2 separate regions of the Homo sapiens genome follow, and region 2 is linked to region 1. The links are chromatin contacts, found by Hi-C in ENCODE. All regions are on one chromosome and are shown on one strand. Each heading gives the region's core, a stretch centred on a gene start or an enhancer-like site at or near the end of the contact. The rest is flanking DNA. Distances are from core to core; before and after follow the strand shown.

The links. Hi-C counts contacts between places; a loop is a spot of excess contacts on that map. Pooled maps may share reads with other maps.
Region 2: a loop to region 1 is called in a map of IMR-90, with 2.5 times the contacts of the local background. The contact joins two enhancer-like sites. A Hi-C loop is called at or near these places in 4 of 168 maps with a recorded cell type or tissue (IMR-90, chondrocyte, heart left ventricle and 1 more), 1 of 37 single-sample maps with no recorded cell type and 13 of 50 pooled maps.

Annotation. Positions count from the first base shown.
Region 1 is chr2:222,979,412-222,985,885 of GRCh38, reverse strand. No RefSeq gene overlaps it. Among named protein-coding and RNA genes, the nearest start is that of ACSL3-AS1, 63 kb to the right of the region's middle. Within about 2 kb of position 3,670, at least 3 of the 41 ENCODE cell types and tissues checked have a DNase peak (open chromatin) inside an H3K27ac peak, as active enhancers do.
Region 2 is chr2:223,696,140-223,702,613 of GRCh38, reverse strand. No RefSeq gene overlaps it. Among named protein-coding and RNA genes, the nearest start is that of SCG2, 97 kb to the right of the region's middle. RefSeq lists enhancers at 2,688-2,982, 2,311-3,510, 4,160-5,359. Within about 2 kb of position 2,958, at least 7 of the 41 ENCODE cell types and tissues checked have a DNase peak (open chromatin) inside an H3K27ac peak, as active enhancers do.

The sequences.
Region 1 (6,474 bases), core at 2,421-4,920:
AGATTAGGATTATGGGAGGAGCCTGAACTCCACTAAAATGTAGATATAGTTTCTATAACCTCCTACCGCTCAGGAGTCATGTGGCCAGAGGTTACAAGATTTGTGCCTTCTCCAATTGTTCCTATAGATAACATTACTATTATAGAACCTGAGATTGGTCTTTTGAGATGCTTTTCAGACCTTTGCATTCTGGAAACTCAGTAATCCCACCTAGACTCATGGCTCATGACTCAACTGATCTTCTGCACCCCCTAAACCTACCCAGAGGCATACTCAGCACACGGACCATTTTCCACACCCTATGACTGCATCCCCAACCAATCATGTGGACCCATTCCCTAGTCCCCTGCCTTGAAAAAGCCTAACCTCCAAGCCTTTGGGAAGACTGATTTGAGTAATAATAACTCCATCTTCCATGTGTTTAGCCTAGCATTAATTAAACTCTTTCTTTACTGCAATACCGTGGTCTCAGTGAATTGGTTTTGTCTGTGCAGCAGGCACAAAGAGGGTGTCAAGTGATTACACCTTTGTGGATAGAGTCTCTCTTCTGAGTCAGCCACGTACTATGAACCAGAGACCCATGGACCACAAAACTTACCTACATAAAAAGTGCCATCAAAGATGGGCATCTGCAAAGATGAGTATCTGCAAATGACAGATACCACTTAATCTAAAAAAGAATCCCTACGTTTCCCTCCCTGTGGCAGCTTTAGCCTAGAATATAAAAATGTATGCCCCTGAGGATCTGATTCACCAAAATTAAATCTCAAAAAACCACATTAAAACACAGGATAGGAAACTTCAGAGCTGCTGGTGTGCTCTGAAAAACTCTGGGCTGATGGAACTAGCTGCAAATCAAGACAGTCTTGACCTTGCTCCAGTGGTAGTTTGCTGCTGCTCACCGGGAAGGGCTCCTTCCCTGCCCCTCACTTTGACCACCTCCCTCAAGTTCCCCTTACAATAACAGTGAAGAATTACAAGCTTAGAAACTTACCATTTTAGCCAAATGAAATATGGATATGAATGTGTGATTTGTACATACACAGAAGGGAGGATAAAGAGGAAAGTAGGGCTCCAGAGTCACAAGAACTTTATGTCATGTATTCCTAAAACTTTAAAATGCTGAAAATATTGTGACTTTTCTTTTAAAATGTATATCTGAATCATTTTTTCAAAAATGTACTGCATTTACTGTGACTACCTTTGCTTTCAAAATGCATGTTTGAGTCCCTTTTTAAAGTTTACTATGATTCTCTTGAAAAAAAAGTGTGTGTGTGAGTGTGTGTGCGTGTGTGTGTACATATATATAGGGACTAGGGAATGGGTCCTTGGGTCCTGCTAATTGGTTGTGACTGCAATCAGGGGTGTGGAAAATGGCCCTTGTGTACTGAGTCCATCTCTGGGTGGGGGACCACAGACATAGCTAGATAGCTAGATACATAGATAGATAGATCTATAAAATAAATATTTAAAATAAAAATACATAAAGACTGAGCCCAAAATAAGATGGCCTTGGCCTCAGGGTTTTCAAATATTTGTGGCCATTTCAGAACCTTTTAGCAAGAGTCCATTTGCATTTCTGGGGTATAACCACACAGGAGCCTGAAACACCATTCTGAGCCCTAGCAGCTGAGCCACTCCTGGTGTTCTTTTCCACCTAATATTCACCCAGATGGGCTCCTGCCTCCAGGTCAGATCATCGTATAGATCTTTGCTACTCAAAATGTGGTGCCCAGACCAGAAGCAACAGCAGCACTTGTGACCTTGAAAGAAATGCAGAATCTCAGCCAGGCATGGTGGCTCATGCCTGTAATACCAGCACTTTGGGAGGCCGAGGTGGGTGGATCACTTGAGGTCTGGAGTTCAAGACCAGCTGACCAACATGGTGAAACCCCATCTGTACTAAAAAGACAAAAAATTAGCCTGGCATGGTGGTGCATGCCTGTAATCCCAGCTACTTGGGAGGCTGAGGTAAGAGAATCACTTGAACCAGGGAGGCAGAGGTTGCAATGAGCTGAGATCATGCCATTGCAATCCAGCCTGGGAAAAATGAGCAAAACTCCATCTCAAAAAGAAAAAAAGAAAAGAAAGAAAAGAAATGTAGACTCTCAGGCCCCAGCCCAGAACTACTAAATCAGAATCCATATCTGTCTAAGATTTCCAAGTGAGTTCTACGCACATGAACATTTTAGAAGTCCTGGTGTAGAATACATTGTCTCTCCTACTATGGGTACCTAGAGAAAAAGGAAGAGAGGCATTCACATTGCTACCTCACAGATGGAGGAAGAAAGGACGGAGCTGTTTGCCCTGACATTTTCTTGCTTGGGACAAGTAGGAACTAGATTTGGACAATGATGATTCTGTCACTCCCTCAGGTGCACTGGGCATTTGCAGGCTTGAGTGATTTTTATAAATGTAATTAAATCTCACCCTACTTCTATTTTGACTACTAGCTAACATTTTTTGACCATTTACTATATGTCACAAACCACTTTAAATTTATAATAAGTACTGTCTCATAGAATTCTTTTAATGATCCCATGAGTAGCTTCCGTTACTACCTTCATTTTGCAGAGGAGGAAACTAAGGCACAGAGCCATTAATTAGCTTGCTGAAGATTACATGATAGTAATCCACAATTCCCTCTAGGCATATTGACTCCAGAGCTCCAGCTCTCATCCTCCACACCAATCCCATTGTTCTTGCAGGATACAAAGGTGGGTCACATGGTCACGAGCAGAACCTCTATGCATATCTGCATTCAGATGATCAAGCTGTAGAATGGCTAGCCGAAAAACACAATGCTGAAAGTTCAGGGTTGCAGAAAGTCAGAGGCACACATCAGCTTCAAAGAGAAGGCTGTCAATGGAGACGGGAAGTGGGGAAGGAGTGGGTAGCCTTCTCTCTGCCACACAGAAATGGCTCCAAGGCTATGATGCAAGGTGGCCCCAGCTCTGTGAAAAGGCACTTTCACCTTTAAAGCACTTTGCTGAGAGGGAAAATCAATGCTGATGTCCTCCTTGAATAAAGCACTCAGGTCTACTGGGGAGTCCAAAAATAAAAGCATGACGTTAAGTATTTCTCTACCTGTAGCTACTCCTCACCCTTAAGAGGAGGGGCAAGGTGGAGCTGTTAAGGGAGCAGGTAGAGGGAGAGGCAGGTGGGGGACCGTGGTTGAAGCACTAGAAAAGGGCATCTGGGAAGACTCGCAAATGGGAGTGGGGGAAGGGACAGGCTTCCAGAGGAAGTGGTTTTGGTTGAGGCTGGCTGAGAGCAACAATGAGGCTAGGAACACCGAGGACACCGTGGGAAGGTGAGTGACCCAGAACTCATCACATGTGCTTCTCAAAATCAGAAGACATCTACTGACAGTGACATCTTTTAAATTGGAGCCCTGATAGCATAAACAAGGCTTCAAAAGTCTTTAAAAAGTCTTTATTTTGGTCAGAATAAAACCTGATCCCTTTGCGGGCCATCTTGTCCTGGCTTCAAGACTTTTTCATCCTCCTAGACTTCAAAGCACAGATGTCAGGTTTCCAAGCCAGCAAGTCTACCTTCAATATTAGAAGGAAATGCAAGAGCAAAAAGAGATGAATGACACAATCCAGTAGGTTGCAAATGGAAATGTTTGTGTGAGGCACTAGAGTTGCATCAGCTCTGCCAGGTCATGTGTGAAAAGCAAAGTGATTACACCCAGAGCAAGAGGCTGAAGTGCCCTCCACTGGCCAAACAGATTCCCCAGTAGCCTCAGTGTCACCGCAGAAATGGCTTGAAAGGACAAGAGTTTTTGGAAGTTGCTCCATCTTAAATCCTGGGGTTCAAAGATGTCGATGATGCAACCAATGGAAGAAACTAGCTGATAGTGTTGCTTCCTTTAATCCAAGCTTTTAATTTTATTTAATATGGGAAATTCTCTTTAATCTTACAACAAAGAGATTTACTTTAAGTCTTTAATATCTGAACCACAGAAGCAGAAATAGAAACATGCTATACTCAAGAAATTATCACAGATTTATCTTTTGTCTTAATGTTGTTTCATTTTGTTTGTTTTCATTCTCCATCTTTTTCCAGGCAATTTTTATTGGTAATCTGGTTAGCAAAAGACTAAAGTGACCTAGTTCTGCAGATGAAGCTGAAAGCAGATTCTATTTCTCCAGCGGGGTTTACCTCAATCTGTGAACACAGGCTTAGCAGAAATGAGTGAAAAACAGACAGGGGCTCTCTGGTGCCTCAAGACAGCTTCAGGCACACATGGAAGAAGGGGAGGGTCTTTGGGCAAGAGAAAAAATGGGCACCTCCCTCACCCTTCCAGGCAGAGTCCAGCACAATCTTTGGAGGGCTAGAGGTCGGTTTGAGGTTGTCGCAGAAGCCTTTGAACATTGCAGAAGCCACTTGAGGTATTCCCCCAAGGATGGCAACATCTCACAGGGACCAGCTTCACTGTTCAGGAAGGAACAGCAGCGGCTTCTTACAGGGACACATGCATGTGCAGTGTCTGGAGAGTGGCTCTGCTGGGCCAGGCTGTCCCACAGAGACAGCCAGCAGGATGTTCCTTTTATTTATTTTTTCCAGCTTTATTGAGGTATAACTAACTGACAAAACTCTATCAGTTTAAGATGTACAATATTAGGATTTGATATATGTATATATTGTGAAAAAATGATGACCACAATCAATTTTGTTCATACATCCATCACCTCACCTACTTACCAGTGTGTGTGTGTGTGTGTGTGTGTGTGTGTGTGTGTGTGTGTGTGTGTGTGTGTGGTGTTGAGAAGGAATGAAATCAATAGCTCAAAGAGATAGCTGCACTCCGTTATTCATTGGAGCACTGTTCACAATAACCAAGGTATAACCACCATAAGTGTCCATTGACATGAATACATAAATTGTGAAATACATGTATATGTGTGTTTGTGTGTGTGTATATATATATAATTGTATATTATTTAGCCAAAAAGAAGCAAATCTTGCCATTTGCGACAACTTGGATGAACCTGGAAGACATGATGCCAAGTGAAATAACTCAGACAGGGAAAGACAAAGACGGTATGATCTTGCTTCTATGTGGAATCTAAAAAAGTCAAACTCATAGAAATAGAGTGGAAGAGTGGCCGCCAGAGGCTGGGGATGGGGGAAATGGGGAGAGGTTAGTCAAAGGCTGCTCCTTCTAAAGAGTGAACTGAATGCAGACAAGCTGGCTAAGCAGTTACTGGTTAACCTGTCTGGGCACAAATAACTACAAACTTCTCAAATCAAATCACTGAAAAACAATCACACTATTTTATTACTAACTTGTGCACTATGACAAAATGATATCATCTTGTTTTCAATTTAAGGCCTATAAAATCTTTAGTGATTTGTGGGAGAATTTGGTACACAAGGGAGAAAGCCTAATTAGAAAGACCCAGACACAAGGAGGGTAGAAGATGGTTCCCAGGAGCCGTTATCTATGCAAAACCTTAGGGGTAAAAATTTAGACTTTCTTGATGCCGTGAGACCTGCCTTCCTGTGCAGTTTTTCCATTAACTGCAGTGAGACCTTTGTCTAGTCACTTACTCTCCCAGGAGCCCCATCTCCTTGTTTGTTCAACATTCAACGAGCACATTTTGAGCCCTAAATGCTTTCTGGGTACAATAAACCGAGATGGTTTCTAACCTTTCTAAGTATAAAAGAACATATCTTAATACCAGAAAATTTCCAAAGCACTTCTACATGAATGTCATCATACTTTTCCTTTTGCTTCATTTTTTAAAAAGCTATCTAAATGGCAGAAAACAATGGAGTCAATGATACATCTAGTACTTTTATATTTATTAATCAGAAGAGCATCTATGCAGACCACAAAAGTGGCAATAAATACATTTGCAAGACGTAGTATTCATGTAGTCTCAATGCCGGTGCACCGACATATCCACTGGCTCCTCACAAAAATTTAAAGGTCCCAGGAGCACAAGGTCCCATCTTTGCTCAAAATAGAAAGTACTAGTCTAGGTGTCTAGGTGTTCAACACCAGGGCACTGGACACTGAGATGTGGACATTATCGTCTCCCAGGTAAACAACTTCCCATAACTCTAAGGTGCCATTGGACTCAAAGGGTCATATGGCTGGAAACAGTTCTGGCTTTACTTTAACCACCAAAGACTCACTGCCTGAGACAGTCTCAACATTCTCAAACTCCCTTGGAATTCTCAAACCGTTATAGTCAGCAGATTTGGTGTTATTTATATTTTTATCTGTAATTTTCCTCTTCCCCCACTGCCTCATGCTCATGAGACAATGCTATCAGTAGGGAGTATCTGAAATCACTCCAAATAAGAAGAATAAGCTACTGATACATGTGTGAATCTCATAGACATAATGTTCAATGAAACAAATTAAAGACAGAAGAGTACACACGGTATGATTCCATTTATATGAAGTCCAAAAGTAAACAAAACTAACCTATGATGGTGGAGGTCAGACTCGAGGCT
Region 2 (6,474 bases), core at 1,709-4,208, 720 kb before region 1:
CATAAGTATAGTGATAAAATAAGTAATTTTTGTGTGTGCATACTTTAATTCTTAAATTGCTATCAAGAATGCATATTGTTATTAGCCGGGTGTGGTGGCAGGTGCTTGTAATCCCAGTTACTCAGGAAGCTGAGGCAGGAGAATAGCTTGAACCTAGGAGGCGGAGGTTGCAGTGAGCCAAGGTCACACCCCTGTACTCCAGCCTGGGTGATAGACCGAGACTCTGTATCAAAAAAAAAAAAAAATGCATCTCGCTTTTGTGATTATGTATATTAATTGTTATATAATAAAAGAATATTATGGAAAATGAAATTCATAAAGAACAAATGTGTTAAATACCATTTTGATTTTAACAATGGATGGAATATGTTGGGAGATACCCAAGGACAATACAAGTTCAAACTTTGGATAAGTTACTATGTTATTGGGAAGAGAAGATGAAATGTTTTGAACAACCTGAGACAATTTATACCAATTGCTAAATCATCTGGTGTATATAGCTTGTTGCCATAGCAATCCAGAGTAGGGAGCCCAGTATATACTTGTTTCTGTGACAGGCAGTCTCTAATTCTTGCTACCCTGAATTTCTCTGGTTGATATATCTGATGCTGCCCATATAGTCTCATTCCATTTGTCTGCTTGAGCAGCTGACTCGTCAGTTTCTTCTGGTTTAAATTTAAATCTGTATTGTTCCTTTCCAATTAAGATCACCACCTAGAGTAACTGCTGACTACATGGAGATTATAGAAAAAAGTGGTGCTTTTAACTGTAAGGTTTTCTGACCCCATTTCTAGAAATACACTTCATCAATAAGTAGAACTTTCCTTTATTGTCTATAAATGGCAGTACAACATACTGGTTAAGAGCACAGACTCTGAACTAGACTTGAAATACTGGCAGCGCCACTTTCCAGCTGTGTGACATTGGCAATTTACTTAACCTCTGACTTTTAATCTCTTCATTCTTAATATGGAGATAATAATAATGGTATCCTCAGGCCGTGTGCAGTGGCTCACGCCTATAATCCCAGCTCTTTGGGAGGTGGAGGGGGGAGGATCACCTGAGGTCAGGAGTTTGAGACCAGCCTGGCCAACATGGTGAAACCCTGTCTCCACTAATAATACAAAAATTAGCCTGGCATGGTGGCACGGACCTGTAACCCTAGTTACTTGGGAGGCTGAGGCAGGAGAATTGCTTGGTGCCACTGCACTCCAGCCTGGGCGACAGAGTGAGACCCTGTCTCAAAATAAATAAAAATAAATAGATAAATAAATAAATAAAACAATGGCACTCTTATGTGGTTGAAGATTGAGTCCATATATGTAAGGTACCTTAAATGACAATGTATCTGGCACATGGTAAATGTTCTATAAGTACTTACTACTAGAAATAGGCACCTTAATTAAATATTTCTACCTCTTTTGTTTTATTTTATTTTATTTTATTTTTTTTTGAGACAGAGTCTTGCTATGTCACCCAGGCTGGAGTGCAGTGGCATGATCTCAGCTCACTGCAACCTCTGCCTCTTGGGTTCAAGCAATTCTCCTGCCTCAGCCTCCCGAGTAGCTGGTACTACAGGCGCCCGCCATCACATCCGGCTAATTTCTGTATTTTTAGTAGAGATGAGGTTTTGCCATGTTGGCCAGGCTGGTCTTGAACTCCTGATCTCAGGTGATCCACCCACCTTGGCCCCCCAAAGTGCTGGGATTACAGGCATAAGCCACGGCGCCCAGCCAATATTTCTACCTTTTGGGGTTGCTTCCTCATCATGGAATTAATACTTGCTTATGGAGGCTGTTTCCTCTTTATAAACAGTACCCCTCACTTGTAGCTCCATTCTGAAAAATTCTGACAGATAATTCAGCAGACTAAACGATCAAATCACCCTGGCACGTTCCCCTCAGCTGGGCTCTGCAGGGCAGCTAAGATTGGGCACTGATGTTCCTGGCTTCAGTCCTACCCGGGTTATGCAGCTACGGCTTCATACATACACCAGTTGCACTAACTTGGGATGAAAATTAAGTTAAAACCAGTAGAAAATTTCATCCTATGTTTTGGTGGTAAAAGAAGCAAATGAACAAATGAATAGAGGCTGCCAAACAGTTGTCTCACCAACTGTTCCGACTAGCTAACAAGATTAGCTAGGTCATACCTAGTCGTAAAAGAATACTATAAGAACTCAGAAATTCGACATATTTCTACTACTTGCTTGTCATGTAGATAAACAGATTAAAAGAACCATAAAAAAACAAAGAGAAAATAATAGTAGGATTAGAGAGCATGTTATCATCTCATGGGCTCACTTGGCCTTAGAAAGAGGTGTTTATCCATCATGAATATGAATCCAGGGGTCTGAATGGATATAAGAGAACCAAATGTAACAGAAATTTAATATCATTTTTTCCCCTGAGATGAAACATTTTACATTTTCCAGTTTATTAGATAAAATTACTAAACATGTTCTAGACCCTGGAGTTGTAGATTTTATGATGTTGGCTGCTGTGGAGTGGCCATGACTGGTTTTTCAAATTGTTAATTTGATTTCTTTTTAATACATATGGATTTACGTGACCCATGGCAAGAGATTGTAGATTATTTCATTGTATTTATGAGTTTCCTGTAATTTTAGCAAGTTCCATTGTCAATGCAGATGTTTACTCAAAAGAAGAAGAAGAAGAATAAAATCTAAAACCAAGAAAATGCTTTTGAGAATGAATTTCACTATAAGTTTGAATTCAAAGTCATGGAGTTGAGAAATGTATTTTATGTTGGAAAATAAAGATCTCAATAATAGACATAGCATTCACTAACTTCACTTCTCCATTTTCAATAAACAATGTCAGATTGGCTGAGTGTGATGCTGAAGCTCAAACAACTAAATACACCATCTTATGACTCATTTCCTTTAGTGAGTCACTGAGTCATAACACGTCTTTGTTCATTCAGTTCTACGCAAAAGGTCTCAATAAACTCCAAAGTACCTTATGTTCTTTGTGACTAGGTAGGGAGGTATATAATGACATTCCCATTTTCTTTATTCTTTTCTTTTTTTTTTTGAGATGGAGTCTCACTCTGTCTCCAGGCTGGAGTGCAGTGGCCCGATCTCGGCTTGCTGCAACCTCCGCCTCCTGGGTTCAAGTGATTCTTCTGCCTCAGACTCCCGAGTAGCTGGTATTACAGCCATGTGCCACCATGCCCAGCTAATTTTTGTATTTTTAGTAGAGATGGGGTTTCACCATGTTGGCCAGGATTGTCTCGATCTCTTGAGCTCGTGATCTGCCCGCCTTGGCCTCCCAAAGTGTTGGGATTACAGGCGTGAGCCACAACGCCCAGCCCCCATTTTCTTTTAAATATATATTAAGTAACTTTGATGGGCAGCCCATAAAATACCATTAAATGTTGACTAGATAGTTTGGGTGGTACAACTTCTCTTTTTTCTCACTTTCCTTTCTTATAAACTCTTTCTCCTTCAAACTCTTTCTAGCCTTCACATTAACTTTTCTGCCTCCAGTATAACCCAAGTAAACAAATCTTGGTTGGAACCAGTTTTGCCTATGCCTGAGATCAAGTTTTAAAATGGGGTCAAAAATATACTGCCTTTCAATGGTTACTTTCCTTTACTTACCTGACAATTACTTCACCTGCTTCCCAAATTCAGTTTCCAAATCAAAATAATAATTTTCTCCTCTGTGCTTGTGCTTGTTTGTCATGAGCAAAAACTGCCCCTTCATCAGAACGAATCCATTTGGAGGTAAGAAATAACCTCTGGGAAAGGATAAGCTCTGGGCCAAAATAGCTTCAGCCTTGGCTTGTTCCAAGAGTCTATACAAAGTCATTTTGGAGAATACATCCCAGAGTTTCTCCTTCTTTAGGACAGGGATGACATTATTTTGTGAACCTGTAAAATCCTTGAATGACAATCAGAAGCATAGCCAGGGGAAGATGAGGGAGGATATGTAGTTGTTCTCCTTAGCACATTGTTCAAATGTGGATTCTTTTTCAACAACACATTTCTGAAGAGTAACATGTGAATAGGTAAGGCTATGCTGAGAACATGTTAGAAAAAGCAAGACTGTGAGGTGGAGAGAAGGTAGTCATGGGGGTGAGGGGATATACTTATGTTGTTCTACCTACCAAGGACACAGATCGCTTGCCCTCAGCCCAGCCTGGCCCCAAGAATAGCTCCCCCTAAAGTTAGAATCTAGTTGTGCTTTAAATGACAACATGGTTGCACAAAGTCATAGATGATCTACTGCTCGTATCAGACAAGTGGAAATCTCTGCTCCCAAATGCAGGTGGTGAATCACCCCTGGAAGCTGCTATGTCAAAAAGAATGACCCTCCAGGCCCCAGACCCAAGTGGGTGCTCTGCTTTGTTCTTTGTCGGACAACTCCCATCGTCCTCCTGTGACTATTTTCTCTGCTTTTGTAAAATGCACTTTTGTGTGTGTGCTGGATAAAACCAGTCTCCCAGCTCCTCCTGAATGATTCCAGTATTGATGAGAAAGTGGTTTATTTCTAAACCCCAGAGGTCAGATCATAGCGTTCTCGAGACTGAGTCATAAAATCAAAGTTAAATGCGTTACCTGTTCCTTAATGAAAAGCATGGGTATGAGACCTCCCAGTAGTTCACATGATTCATGAGAAATAAATGAAAAGGACAGCCTTATGGAATAGTACCAATTCAAATGATCTTTCCTTCTCCTGGTAATTACAAGGCCTCAATCTCATTAAGGCCAACATATTCAATGAAGGAAGATCAGTTTCTATGGAGAGTCATTTCCTTTAAATAGATGAGCTAATAACTGGTACTAATGATAAACATCTTTTAGCTATGGAAATTATACTTTTCATTTAGTAGTTTTTTTCCAGTGTGCTACACTCTCTAACGTATCCAGTGTCTCAACGTGCTCATAAGGTTAGCAGCCATGTGGATAATCACCCTTGTTCTAGAGAGCAGGAGCCTGAGAAAAAGAAAAGTTGGAAAATATTATCTAGGGATGACATACATGGGATGGAAAGTGATAAAATATTAGGTCTGTGACTTTATAATTAAAATTCACCAAATTCTTTCAGAGCCTTTAAAAATAACACATTCTTTCTATTTGACATGTTGCCATTACCTCATGATGGCATTCACCAATAATTTCATCTTGCATCTGGAGATCCTAAGAATAGTTCTAAAAGGTAAAGGAGTTTCATTAATAATTAAATTTCATAATAAGAAACAGACTAAGATATTTCTTTCTTTCTCTCTTGGAAACAGATCAGCTTACAATGCTAAGTAAAATGTGGTCCAAAGATACAATCAGAACTACTATGCATAATTATAGTGTCTATGTTTGTCAAGTTCTGAAAATGTTTGAATGAGTCTGAAGAGTTTCAGTCTCTTCAAGAAGTATTTGTTCACTATAAAAATTCAGTTTGACTGCTAGCCAGGGTCATTTATCAGAAGTAATTTGTGAATAAAGTAATATGATTTGATATAAAAACACCAGAAGACTAGGCCATGCTTGCTTGGTGCTAAAGTATTTATGTGAGAAAGATTCTAGGGGAACCAAGGATGGAATCCACATTTTCTGTCAAGTTGAAAGTTCTTTCTGATTAGGTAAAATGAAATCTCACTGAACAGAGGGCTGAGTACTACCTTAGTCATAGTTTGAATGACTTTAAGTGGAGAGGAGAGGAAAGGACAAGATTTCCTTGTTTAATTGAGAGTTGCTGTTGACAATGGAGAGTTGTTTCTCCAGCTGTCGTCTACTACCTGGGGTTATTGACCTTGGCTGCTCATCAGTCATCTGGGAAGCTTTTAAAAACAGATGTCTGAGCCTCACCTAGATCTATTGAATCAGAATTTCTGGATTCTAGATCTATTGAATCAGAGTTTAATCTGTAATTTGGAAAGCTCCAGTGGTTATTAGGAAGGGTAGCCTGACTTTAGAACGGATGTGCTAAACTTTTGTGGATGAGTGTGGGCAGCGGCCTACTGCTCTCTCCCCTTAGCCTTCAGTCCTAGGACATCTGAGTCTATGTGTTCTGAAACACTGGGTTTTCTCTGTGAACAGTTAAAAATCCTTCATGTTAAGGGTCCACAGCTTTCCCACTCCCCTGTTCTCTGCTTAGCTTCTTCCTGCTTCGTTCTCTTCTTAGAAGAGAAGGGGGAGAGTGCATTCTCTCTGGAGGGAAGGGAGAGCACTGGGGAGAGGAAAGAAGGACTCGAGGAACCTAGATGGTGGAGCAGGAGGACCTGGGTGAGACAGTTCTTTCTGGGATGGGGGTCTGGGGGCTGCAGAATGTGGGGTGTGGAATGAAAGGCTTCCACGATTAGACAGAGTGAAGTGGAGGTGGAGGTAGAGACTTGGGTACAACAGTTCATGCATTAGGCTTTGTAGACTAATCCTTGGACAATATTAAATATTTGAAAAGGAAGAAAAATGGAGACTTCAGTCATGCTTCTTTAAATGTGATTTCTCTC